Regions from separate parts of the Homo sapiens genome. Here region 2 is linked to region 1. The links are chromatin contacts, found by POLR2A ChIA-PET in ENCODE. All regions are on one chromosome and are shown on one strand. Each heading gives the region's core, a stretch centred on a gene start or an enhancer-like site at or near the end of the contact. The rest is flanking DNA. Distances are from core to core; before and after follow the strand shown. Region 1 overlaps TGFBR2 (transforming growth factor beta receptor 2). Region 2 overlaps FLNB (filamin B).

Evidence for each region. ChIA-PET counts read pairs that join two places held with the same protein, here RNA polymerase II (POLR2A).
Region 2: POLR2A ChIA-PET joins it to region 1 with 10 read pairs in activated T-cell. The contact joins two enhancer-like sites. POLR2A ChIA-PET finds 5 or more read pairs at or near these places in 2 of 52 experiments (activated CD4-positive, alpha-beta T cell and activated T-cell).

What each region holds. Positions count from the first base shown.
Region 1 is chr3:30,624,020-30,629,324 of GRCh38, reverse strand. All of the region lies in intron 1 of TGFBR2 (transforming growth factor beta receptor 2), which reads right to left. It also overlaps the pseudogene KLHL25P1. Among named protein-coding and RNA genes, the nearest start is that of TGFBR2, 20 kb to the right of the region's middle. Within about 2 kb of position 2,369, at least 10 of the 41 ENCODE cell types and tissues checked have a DNase peak (open chromatin) inside an H3K27ac peak, as active enhancers do.
Region 2 is chr3:58,018,129-58,023,433 of GRCh38, reverse strand. All of the region lies in intron 1 of FLNB (filamin B), which reads right to left. Among named protein-coding and RNA genes, the nearest start is that of FLNB, 12 kb to the right of the region's middle. RefSeq lists enhancers at 716-1,697, 1,698-2,678, 2,679-3,661. Within about 2 kb of position 3,064, at least 16 of the 41 ENCODE cell types and tissues checked have a DNase peak (open chromatin) inside an H3K27ac peak, as active enhancers do.

The DNA of each region.
Region 1 (5,305 bases), core at 1,120-3,619:
AAGTCAAGGGCATAATCTAGATAGAGCTACACAGTAGCCATGAGGACACATGGATTTATAAATTTAAATTAACTAAAGTTAAATGAAATCATACATTCAGTTCCAAGTCAGACCAGCCATTTTCAAGTGCTTAATAGCCACATGTGGCCAGGAATAGACAGGATACTTTCATCATTGCAGAAAGTCCTATAGGACAACACTGATCTAAAGAAATTCAAAAGGACCTGCGTTCCTCGGCTTCTGAGGAGATCTGAAAACGAAGGCCCAGAGGGAAATGGAAGGAGAAGCAGGGCAGAGCTTGAAAAGTAATCGCATTGGAAAGGGCCCTGACTGCTGGCTTGGATGCCTTGTGTAATTAAAGTTCTATCCCAACTTCTTAAGGAATGAGTCTCGTATTAAATGACTGGCTGTCTGTAGTGTCACTGCTGAGGTAGGGAGAGAAGACAATTAGGGACAAGGAGTAGTGTTCCATGGAAAACACGTTAGCTATGAGTGGCAGCAGCAAAAGGTCTCAGAAGTGAGAGAAATGGACCCAACTAGGTTTGCAACAAGCTGAAACCTGTAAAGGCTCATGTCAGCTGGCACAACCTCTCAAAATGCAAATCCCTGAGCCCAAGATAAATGTAAGGCTCGTCTGACTCCTAAGGTATCAAGTAATTCTTATTAAGCCCCATTTCAATGACTGAAACCTAATGCAGAGCCCAGGCACACAGATTAAGTTTCCAGTCAAAGCCCACACAAGCCTAAAGAAAGGAAATTAACATTTTAGAGAAAAAAAAAAAAAAAAAAAAAAAAACCCACAGGCTTTTTCAAAGGCTTTTTTTTTTTTTTGGAGGATTTAAGTCACAGCATGCCAAATAAAGGTGAGTTTCTAGGAGAATACAGCACAGAGGTGACCAAGGTGGGTGAAATTTATTCACAGGGGAAAATCCAAATGCCTTCAGGGAAACCACTTTTGCAGGGTTCTTCTGATAAATACTGAACCCAATTAAAAGCATCCCTTCAGGGCAAGTTTTCTCCTAGGAGATTTCTATTGGCCGCTTTAACTTCCCTTTCCCCAGAATTTCCAGGAGAAGTTTGTAACGGTTTATAATCCCTACCACTCCATGCTCATAGACTTTAAGCATATTTTTCTCCCACAAGGCAGTACTATTTTTATAATCCTTTTAAGATTAAAACTAAAAACACAGATGATTAAAAAAAAAAAAAAAAGGCCTGGCTGCATCCTCCTACAATAAAGTATTATAATTGCAGTGCACTACTAAGTAGTATTTCCACAAACATTAGACTATCTGGTTTCCAGGACAAAGAAACAGCCTATAATTCCAAAGCACAGGAATGGAAAAGTACAAGTAATTTAATCTGTCCCACTGTGATTATAGGTGCTAAGAAATTACCTGAACGGACCTCTTTGGGACTTGAGAAGAATGGGGACTTTAATGATGCTCCATAACTGCCCTATTCATTATGATACCCAAGAGCCACCTGTGGCTATTTAAATTCAAGTTAACTGAAATAAAAATATATCTATATTTGAAATTCAGTTCCTTATTTGCACCTGCTACGTTTCAAGCCACATGTATCATCTAAGATGGTCTCAGACCCACTGTTCAATAGAACTTCCTGCAAAGGTGAAAATATCTTATACCAGTGCTGTCCTTAAACCTTAACACAGCCCAGGTATAAGATATTTTCATCTCTGCAGAAAGTTCTATTGAACAGTGGATCTAAGACCATCTTAGAGAGATAATTACATAATTTTTCCCAATTTCATAATAGAGATTATGAAGTAACAGCCTCCAAAATACAGGGTTTTTAGGCTACTGGCTACCTTCTACACTCAGGTGAACTTTTTGTAGTGGTTTACACATGTGTACCAATTGCCCTCATCTCCCCAGTTTCAAGTACATTAAAATGGCATTAGATGTAATAAAATACATGCCACTGAGACTCAGCTCAATTGAAACTTGAGTTTCTTCAGAATTCCAAACGATGGTGCATCTCTTTCTGAAACCTGAAGTGGGGACTTGTCAGGAAAATGTCTATGAGGGAGGCCTAGGAAAAAGAAGGCATTTTCCAAAATTAATAAATTTATTTCCTTGTTTTTTGTCACACCTTATTCCAGAGGTGTCTCTAGGCTACTGTGTGCGGAACGAGGTCTGGACAGAACCTAATGATAAATTGGGGGATACTGAAAGTCCTGGCACTCTAAGGAGCTTCCCCACACATCTTTAGATTTTTATTTCCCATGTGGGAAAAAAAGAAAGGGATTTCCTATCTTCCCATCACAAACTCCTGGCTTTGCAGTGGTTTTATTACGTCATTCCCCTACTTACAATCTGCCAGTGACTCAGAGAATTTAGCCCAAACTGGCACTTAAGGCTCCCATAATCTGATTACCTTTCTGCTGAATAACTCCTTTTATCAGAAACCCTTTGACCTGATAATTGCTGGCTTTCCTACCACCAAAATTTCTACCTCCCTACCAGATCTATCAGGTGGATTTTAAGGTCAAGAAGAGCATGCCCAAGGCAGCCTGCTCAGCCCCTGGAAGGAGTTCAGTGCCTTCACTGTTGGCTGTGAGGTTTACGTGATGGAGGGAAGAGACTCCAAGAATGGTGTCTGAAAGGATGCCTGGTGTCTGATGCTGCCCCTCAGGAGTGGTCCAAGGTGGTTCAAATACTGCCTGCTTTGGCCATGGCTGACAGAGCTGAAGAACTGCCTCTATATGGTGTGTGGACACACACCCCAGGCAGCCACTTGCCGGCTTCCCTCTGTTTCCTTGAAGGAAGTGGAGTAGCATGGCCCTGGGGCTAACAAGTGAACAATAGTGCCTGCCTTAAATCATACCCAGCCTTTCAGACCCAGGTCAAGTGTTTTCTCTTTTGGAAAATCATCCATTCCCCCCACTACCAGCCCCACCAAGAGTACTCTGCCTCCTCCGGTTTTGGTTTTTAACCATCTTTACTGTGAGGTATGCTTTTAGATAGGCCTGTATTTGCTCTGTTCTGCAGATGAGTTTCCAAAACCTTCTAAAACCTTGCTCATATTTGTTATGCTGGATTTAAAGTCAACAGATGGGAGTTTTCAACCCAGTAAATGGAATTTCTTTGCTGTGGGAAATCAAGTACTTTGACCTCTCTGGTGAAATTCTTCATTTGTAACCTCACTGGGTTAGGCTAGATTAGTGTTTCTCAACATGGTTCCACATCGGAATCATCTGGGGATCTTTTAAAACAATAATGATGCCAAAGTCCTACCCCAGGGCAATGAGTCAGAACTTCTAGGTGCTTGGCTCAGGCTTTGGAATTCTTTTAGAAGTTCGCAGGTGATCCTAACGTGCAGCCAGGGTTAGAAAAATAAACTGAGTTCAGGAAGGGACTTATGCTACATGGACTGGAGAATTCAATAGGAAAAAATGTAGTAGTTAGAGATGGGGCATGGTAGTACTGGACAGAGGCAGTCAGGCCCATAGGTGTTGCTTCTCATCTTTGCCTTGAGCTGTAACTAGAAAAACTGCAAACTGCATTATAACCAGAACATTATTATATACATATACATGTACAATCAAGCCCAACCCAATTAATTTTCTCATATGACTCAAACTCTAGTACCATTTGGAGATGAGGCAGGAATCATAAACATAATTGGCTGCAGGGCATTTAGTTGCCATTGTATAAATTCTTCCTGAAAAATAATTTTAGATTAATTTTTAAGTGTGGATTTTACAATTTCCTATCTTTTTAAAGGGTGGGAATCCTTTGCCAATTCCCAAGAGGACAATAAGCTTAAAGGAAGATAATGTCTGAAAGATCTGAGGACCAAGTTTCCTGAGAAAGCTGTATTTCTAAAGTTTTGACCCTACAAGGCAACATTAAAAGTAAGTTCAAGGAAACAAATGTGAGAAAGCATATCTCCCTTTAGATAACCTAGCAAAGAAGTTAAGAAGGGAAATAGTTCCTTAGATCAGAATTAACAGTTGTGGATAGCCTTCCCTTCAGAAAATTGCAATGCTAAACAGACGTTACACAAGCAATATATCCCTGCAACTTAATTTCTCTTCCTAGGATCTTTAATATTTTTCTTTTTTTATTCCATTAAACAAATATATATTGAGCATCACCTATCCACCAGATCTGAAGAAACACTATTTTTAATATGTTCAAAATTTGAGTCTTTTCTTGATACAATAACATCTGCCTTAACAGGAATCAGTATGTAAAAATTACAGTTTTTAAAGAATTATATAAAAGGTATTATTCCAGAAGACTTGCTATGGAATCCCTTTTAAAAAGGGCGTTCAGAAAAAGGTAACACTGAAATTTATTACAGTTTGAAGAAAATCACTCCAATTATAAATCCATGAACCCAGTCATTGTTTAATGAAGCTCATCTTTGCTGGAAAATCCCCACTGAGAACAAAGCATCACAATGATCCACACAGTCCTAATCAAGCCCACTGGAAAAATCACCCTGAAGAACACTGGTGGAAAACAGAAAGAAGTCCACACCACAGTGTGAGAGCTAATTTAATGTGTTCTTCAAGAAAAATTAAATAAAACAATATGACTCAATTTTTCTTTTATGTTGCAAGAAAAATAACATTTATATAAAGCTAGTAGTAGAAAAGCAGAAGTATAGCTTAGCTTTCTATGATGGCAAGTGAAATAGTTTCTGCTAATCAAAGTGATTCTTTTTTTTTTTTCCTTTGAGACGGAGTCTTGCTCTGTCGCCAGGCTGGAGTGCAGTGGCACGATCTCAGCTCACTGCAACCTCCGCCTCCCAGGTTCAAGTGATTCCCTTGCCTCAGCCTCCCGAATAGCTGGGACTAGAGGCACGTGCCACCACGCCCAGTTAATTTTTGTATTTTTAGTAGAGACGGGGTTTCACCATGTTGGCCAGGATGGTCTCAATCTCTTAACCTCGTGATCTGCCCTCCTCGGCCTCCCAAAGATCCGGGATTACAGGTGTGAGCCACCGTGCCTGGCCATCAAAGTGATTCTTAGCCATTTTCTTTGAAAATGTCAGTCATAGAGGTAGGCTCTGTTGCTCTTCAATGTATACCTTCTTTTATATAAAAGCAATTTGACTAAATATTAGATGTCTGTGTGAGTCGTGTTCTGCTACTCAAAACACTTCTTGTTCTGTTCTTCTCTATATTTTGTTTATTTGTTTGTTTTTTGAGATGGAATCTTGGTCTGTTGCCCAGGCTGGAGTGCAATGGCATGATCTCGGCTCACTGCAACCTCCACCTCCTGGGTTCAAGCGATTCTCCTGCCTCAGCCTCCCGAGTAGCTGTGATTAC
Region 2 (5,305 bases), core at 1,815-4,314, about 27 Mb before region 1:
CAGATGTAACTTTTTAATGCTCCAATAAAAATTTATTAGAATTGAATTTCAGGCTGGGCACAGGGGCTCACTCCTGTAATCCCAGCACTTTGGGAGGGCCAGGTAGGTGGATCACTTGAGGTCAGGAGTTCAAGACAAGCTTAGCCTGTCTCTATAAAAATACAAAAATTAGCTGGGCATGGTGGCACGTGCCTGTAGTCCCAGCTACTCGGGAGGCTGAGGCAGGAGAATCACTTGAACCCAGGAGGCAGAAGTTGCAGTGAGCCAAGACTGCAGTTTGGGCAACAAAAGGAGACATCATTTCAAAAAAAAAAAAAAAAAAGGCCGAGTTCGGTGGCTCAAGCCTGATCCCAGCACTTTAGGAGGCCGAGGCAGGTGGATCTCGAGATCAGGAGTTCAGGACCAGGCTGGCCAACATGGTGAAACCCCGTCTCTACTAAAAATACAAAATAGCCAGGTGTGGTGGCATGCAACTATATTCCCAGCTACTCGGGAGGCTGAGGCAAGAGAATCGCTTGAACCCAGGAGGCGGAGGTTGCAGTGAGCCAAGATTGCGCCACTGTACTCCAGCCTGGGAGACACAGCAAGACTCTGTCTCAAAAAAAAAAAAAGAAGCAAATTTCAAAGACTTGCTGAGCTGATGGCTTTCCTTGGGAAAGCAGTAAAATATGAAGATTAAAATCTCAGACAAGAATCTGAGTAATAACCACACACTCACTGGCCAATCTGGGTGTGCCTCAGTTTTCTCATCTGCATAACGGGAATTACAACAATAACTACTTCTCAGAATTGCAATGATGTTTTGTATAGCTATTAGTAAGAAGCGTTTATCACAATGCCTGGTACTTTGTATGGGCTCTCTCTATATTCACTGTAACTAATGAAACTGTTACTATGATTGTGACTTTCAGTAATTTCCTATTAAATTCATTTTCTGAGCTTCACCTGGAAAAGGCCTTGTTCTCTAACAGTTGTTGAAGCAAATCACAGATGTCCAGAGAATGAACATGAACTGCTGAGTTCTTTAAGTTCAGCATCACAGTCCAAAAACGAAGTGTTCCACTGGGACCCCAGACCCAGTTGTCTACTACATATAATTCCCACTTCACTAAAGGCAGCAAAGAACCACTGTTTTGCATTTTCTGAATTGCAAATAAGTCAATGTACCAGTCTTAATACTCAAGCTATTATACTAGAGACTGTTTATTTAACAAGTTATTTATTAAATTCCTATTAAGTGCCAAGGTCAGAGCCACAGAGGTAAACAAGAGACACAGCGCCTGCCCCTGGAGCACTGATGACCCGTGGGAGAGTAAGAAGGCCATTTAGAACACCAATACGGCTCAGTAAGAGGGCAGTGTGGCCAAGTGAGGTGGCTCATGCCTGTAATCCCCACACTTTGGGAGGCTGAGGCAGGCAGATCGCTTGAGCCCAGGAGTTCAAGACCAGCCTGGGCAACATAGCAAACCGAATCTACAAAAAATACAAAATTAGCCAGCAGTGTTGGTGTGTGTGCCTGTAATTCTGACTACGTGGGAGGCTGAGGTGGGAGGATCGCTTGAGCCAAGGAGGTCGAGGCTGCAGCGAGCTGTGATGGCACCACTGCACTCTAGCCTGGGTGACAGAGCAAGACTCTATCTCCAAAAAAAACAAAAACAAAAAAACAAGGTGTTGGGTGCCCAGGAGAGGACCTCATGCCCAACTTTGGGTGTGACTCCCCATGGATGTCAGACAATAGTGCTGAGAAAAAGGGATAGGAGAGACAATTAGGTAAGAGGTGCACACCTGCAGGAAGTGTAATGTGACACCTGGATCACATCCTGTAAAGGACTCCCTGATGGGAGAGCCATCCCCCAGGTGCTAGCTTGCCTCCTTTGGTGGAGATAAGGAATGTGACAAGCCACTGCCTAGGTGCTTTCAAGCCAACTCTGCCAAGGCGCCTCACTCAGAACACATTCTGGGTTCTGCCTCCAGATGGCTAGAAGCTCCACCGAGGGCCCCCATCCCAGCAGCAGCACATTCCTGGTCTTCCAGCAGGTACCCCTCCCTGCCTCTGCTGAGAGGGAATCTTGTAAACAGAACCCTGAACTCTGCTCAACTGATAGCACTACAGACTCACAAAGGCCTTTTAGGGTCTCAGCTCAAAGACCTTGCACCTCAGGTCCCCTGGGAGGCAGGGCCTGGTCCCATACTCTGGCCTGCTTTACCCCACACCAAGGGAACAATCAGTTTGTTCCTGGGCAAGAAGCACCAGGCCGGGCCCCTGCTCCCACAATAGGCTGTAGATGCCAAACCATTCTTGTGTCCCTGGAATCTGATAAACCACTTCAAGGAGGTGCAGGGAAACCAGGGTGATACGCACAAGAAGTGTGGTACAAGCATGATAAGAACTTATTTTCTTGGGACACGGGGGAAACTGAGAAATCCTATTTTAGCCACCAAGAAACCTTTCCTGCCCCGGCCTCCCTAGGAGGCCTGCCTCTCCCTCAGTCACACTCAGCACAGGCGGAAGGTAGCACCGTTCCTGCCTGTTGAAGGAAAGCTGACTGCTGCTTGCCATCTTTCATCTTAAAGTCTGAATTTATGGGCTTGCGGCAAATTTACATAGTGCCTGCCACAAATCCCCACCCGTTTCCCTATAGTTCGAATGCCAGAATTCCACCCTGTGTTCCAAATAACTCCAACCTCTTTAGTAGCCTTTTTTTTTTTTTTTTCTGGAAAGGAAATTCCAGAAAACTTGTCTGGCATGGTAAAGGCTGACAGCCTTATGAAAATACTCAGAAAGGTGACCCATTTAGTCAAAAGAGCTTTCAGATCTCTATGAGAAAAGGAATTCATGCCAGCATAAAGGGCCTTCAGAGAGAGAGAACAGGAGTGCTGTGTTAACACCCAGACCTTTCAGCAAGCCAGCCCTGCGACGGCTGGGGAGGCTGAGCCCTGAATGGGCTGGACGGACCAGCTTTCTCTCTCAGGAGAGGTGCGCCTCAGGAGATGCCCGTGGGGATCACAAGTTCAGCTCTGGCTCACACAACTTTGTGCTGCCACAGCACGAGGCTACCTGCAGATGAGCGGAAAGCTGCCTGCTTGGATTGGAAGCAGGCTGCCCACTTGTGCCAGGGCCATGAGACTGATAAAGGCTGGGTGCTAGGCCTGGAAAGAAGGGTGCAGTTGCTGGGCTCACCAGCAAACACAACCCAGCACACCCTCCCACCAGTTAAACAAGGTAGCAGAAGAAAAGGGTGTGGGTGAACTCATTCCTGACAGAGCATAGCTGTGCCTATGTCCGCTGTCACCAAGGATCTCCTGGCATAGTTGGCTCTCAACAACACTCCCCTCAACACACACACACACACACACACACACACACACACACACACACACACACCCCTGTGGTGTCATGGTGTGTGCTGTGAGCCCTGCAGCCAGGGGGAGTTCCAGGGACACCTCCTTCCTCACCTCTGGTTTCTAGACCTCACAAACAAAAGCCCTGCCCACCTCCTCCAAAGCAACCTTTAGCTGGTCCCTACTGTCCACACCTGCGGTGACATTACTGCCCCCTGGAAACCAAAGGCAGGGAAAGAACTGGAGCAATGTCTCCAAAAACTGGAAAAGGTCCCAGTCAGAGCTCCACGGTGTGGGAAAAGATATGGTAAGTAGCCCCCAAAAAGTTTTGTTCTGTAGAAGGAAATTTCAGTTTCACATGAATCAAGCGCAAATGAGTAAAGTTTGGAGCAAAGCAAAACAGGAAGAAAAAAAATCCACAGAAGCAGAAAACAGTCTCTTCTACACCCTCTCACTACAATATATCTATTTTACTTTACAGAGTGTGAAACTCAGTTTTGACACAAAAGTCCTTTACAGCATGATGCAGGCAGGGATTAGGGATTAAGCCTGACCTGTAAAGTGAGGCAGAGCTGAGCCTCAGTTTTCTCATCTGTAAAATGGAAACAGATGTCAACCTAAAAGAAAGAGGCAGAGGCTTAAAATTTAAACTATTAAAGAGTTTACTTGAGCCAAAGTGAAGACAGCTGCCTGAAAGACTCAGGCCCAAGTAACCTTGGATATGAGCTCTGTTTGGCCTTTGTTACAAGCAGGTTTTTAAAAGCAAAAGAGGGGACAGACAGGGAGTGGGGCTGATACAAAGTTTTTTGTCAGGAATTCTCATTGGCGTACAGAAATAGCATTGATTAGTGGTTGGCCATCCATCGTTAAGCTATAGGGTGTGGATTATGGTACTGCGTGCAGCATTATTAGATTAATTTATAACTAATTGTGACAATAGCAATTTCTTTGTTTTAGAAACGGGTCTCACTCTGTCGCCCAGGCTAGAGTGCAGTGACGCAATCATAGCTCACTGCAGACTCAAACTCCTGGGCTCAAGCTATCCTCCCAACTCAGCCTCCCAAGCAGCTACAACTATGTAGGCTTGTGCCACTGCATCCAGATAATTTTTTTTTTTTTTTTTTTTTTTGTAGAGATGTGATCTCACCCAGGCTGGTCTTAAACTCCTGGCCTCAATAGATCCTCCAGCACCGGCCTTCCAAAGTGCTGTGATTATAGGACAGGCATGTACCACCACACCTAGCCAGCAACCAATTTTAAGAAATGAATACATAGGCGGGGCACAATGGCTCACACTCGTAATCCCAGCACTTTGGGAGGCCAAAGCAGGCGGATTACCTGAGGTTGGGAGTTCGAGACCAGCCTGGCCAACATGCTGAAACCCCGTTTCTACTAAAAATACAAAAAATTAACTGGCTGTGGTGCCAAGGCGCCTGTAATCCCAGCTACTGGAGAGGTTGAGGCAGGAGAATCGCTGGAACCCGGGAGGCAGAGGTTGCAGTGAGCCAAGATCGCGCCACTGTACTCCAGCCTGGGTGACAGAGTGAGACCCTGTCTTAAAATAAATAAATAAAAATAAAAATACCAAAACTAGCCAGGCAAGGTGGCAGGCGCCTGTAATCCCAGCTACTCAGGAGGCTGTGGCATGAGAATCACTTGAACCCCGGAGGCAGAGGTTGCAGTGAGCCAAGATTGCACCACTACACTCCAGCCTGGTGACAAAGCAAAACTCTGCCTCAAAAAAAAAAAAAAAAAAAAAAAAAAGTCAATGAATACATAGCTCAAAGAGGGTAGCAGGATGTGTTCGCTGTCTCATTTAATGTCTTTCCAGGCCTGATACTTTAAAAGGACTCACCTTCTTCCGATAAAAGTTCTTTTCTTTTCTCATAGATGTAAAGCCACTAGTTTTGCAGAGTTCACGAGGATTAGAAGTAGTATAAGTAAGATAGACCAATGCTCAGCA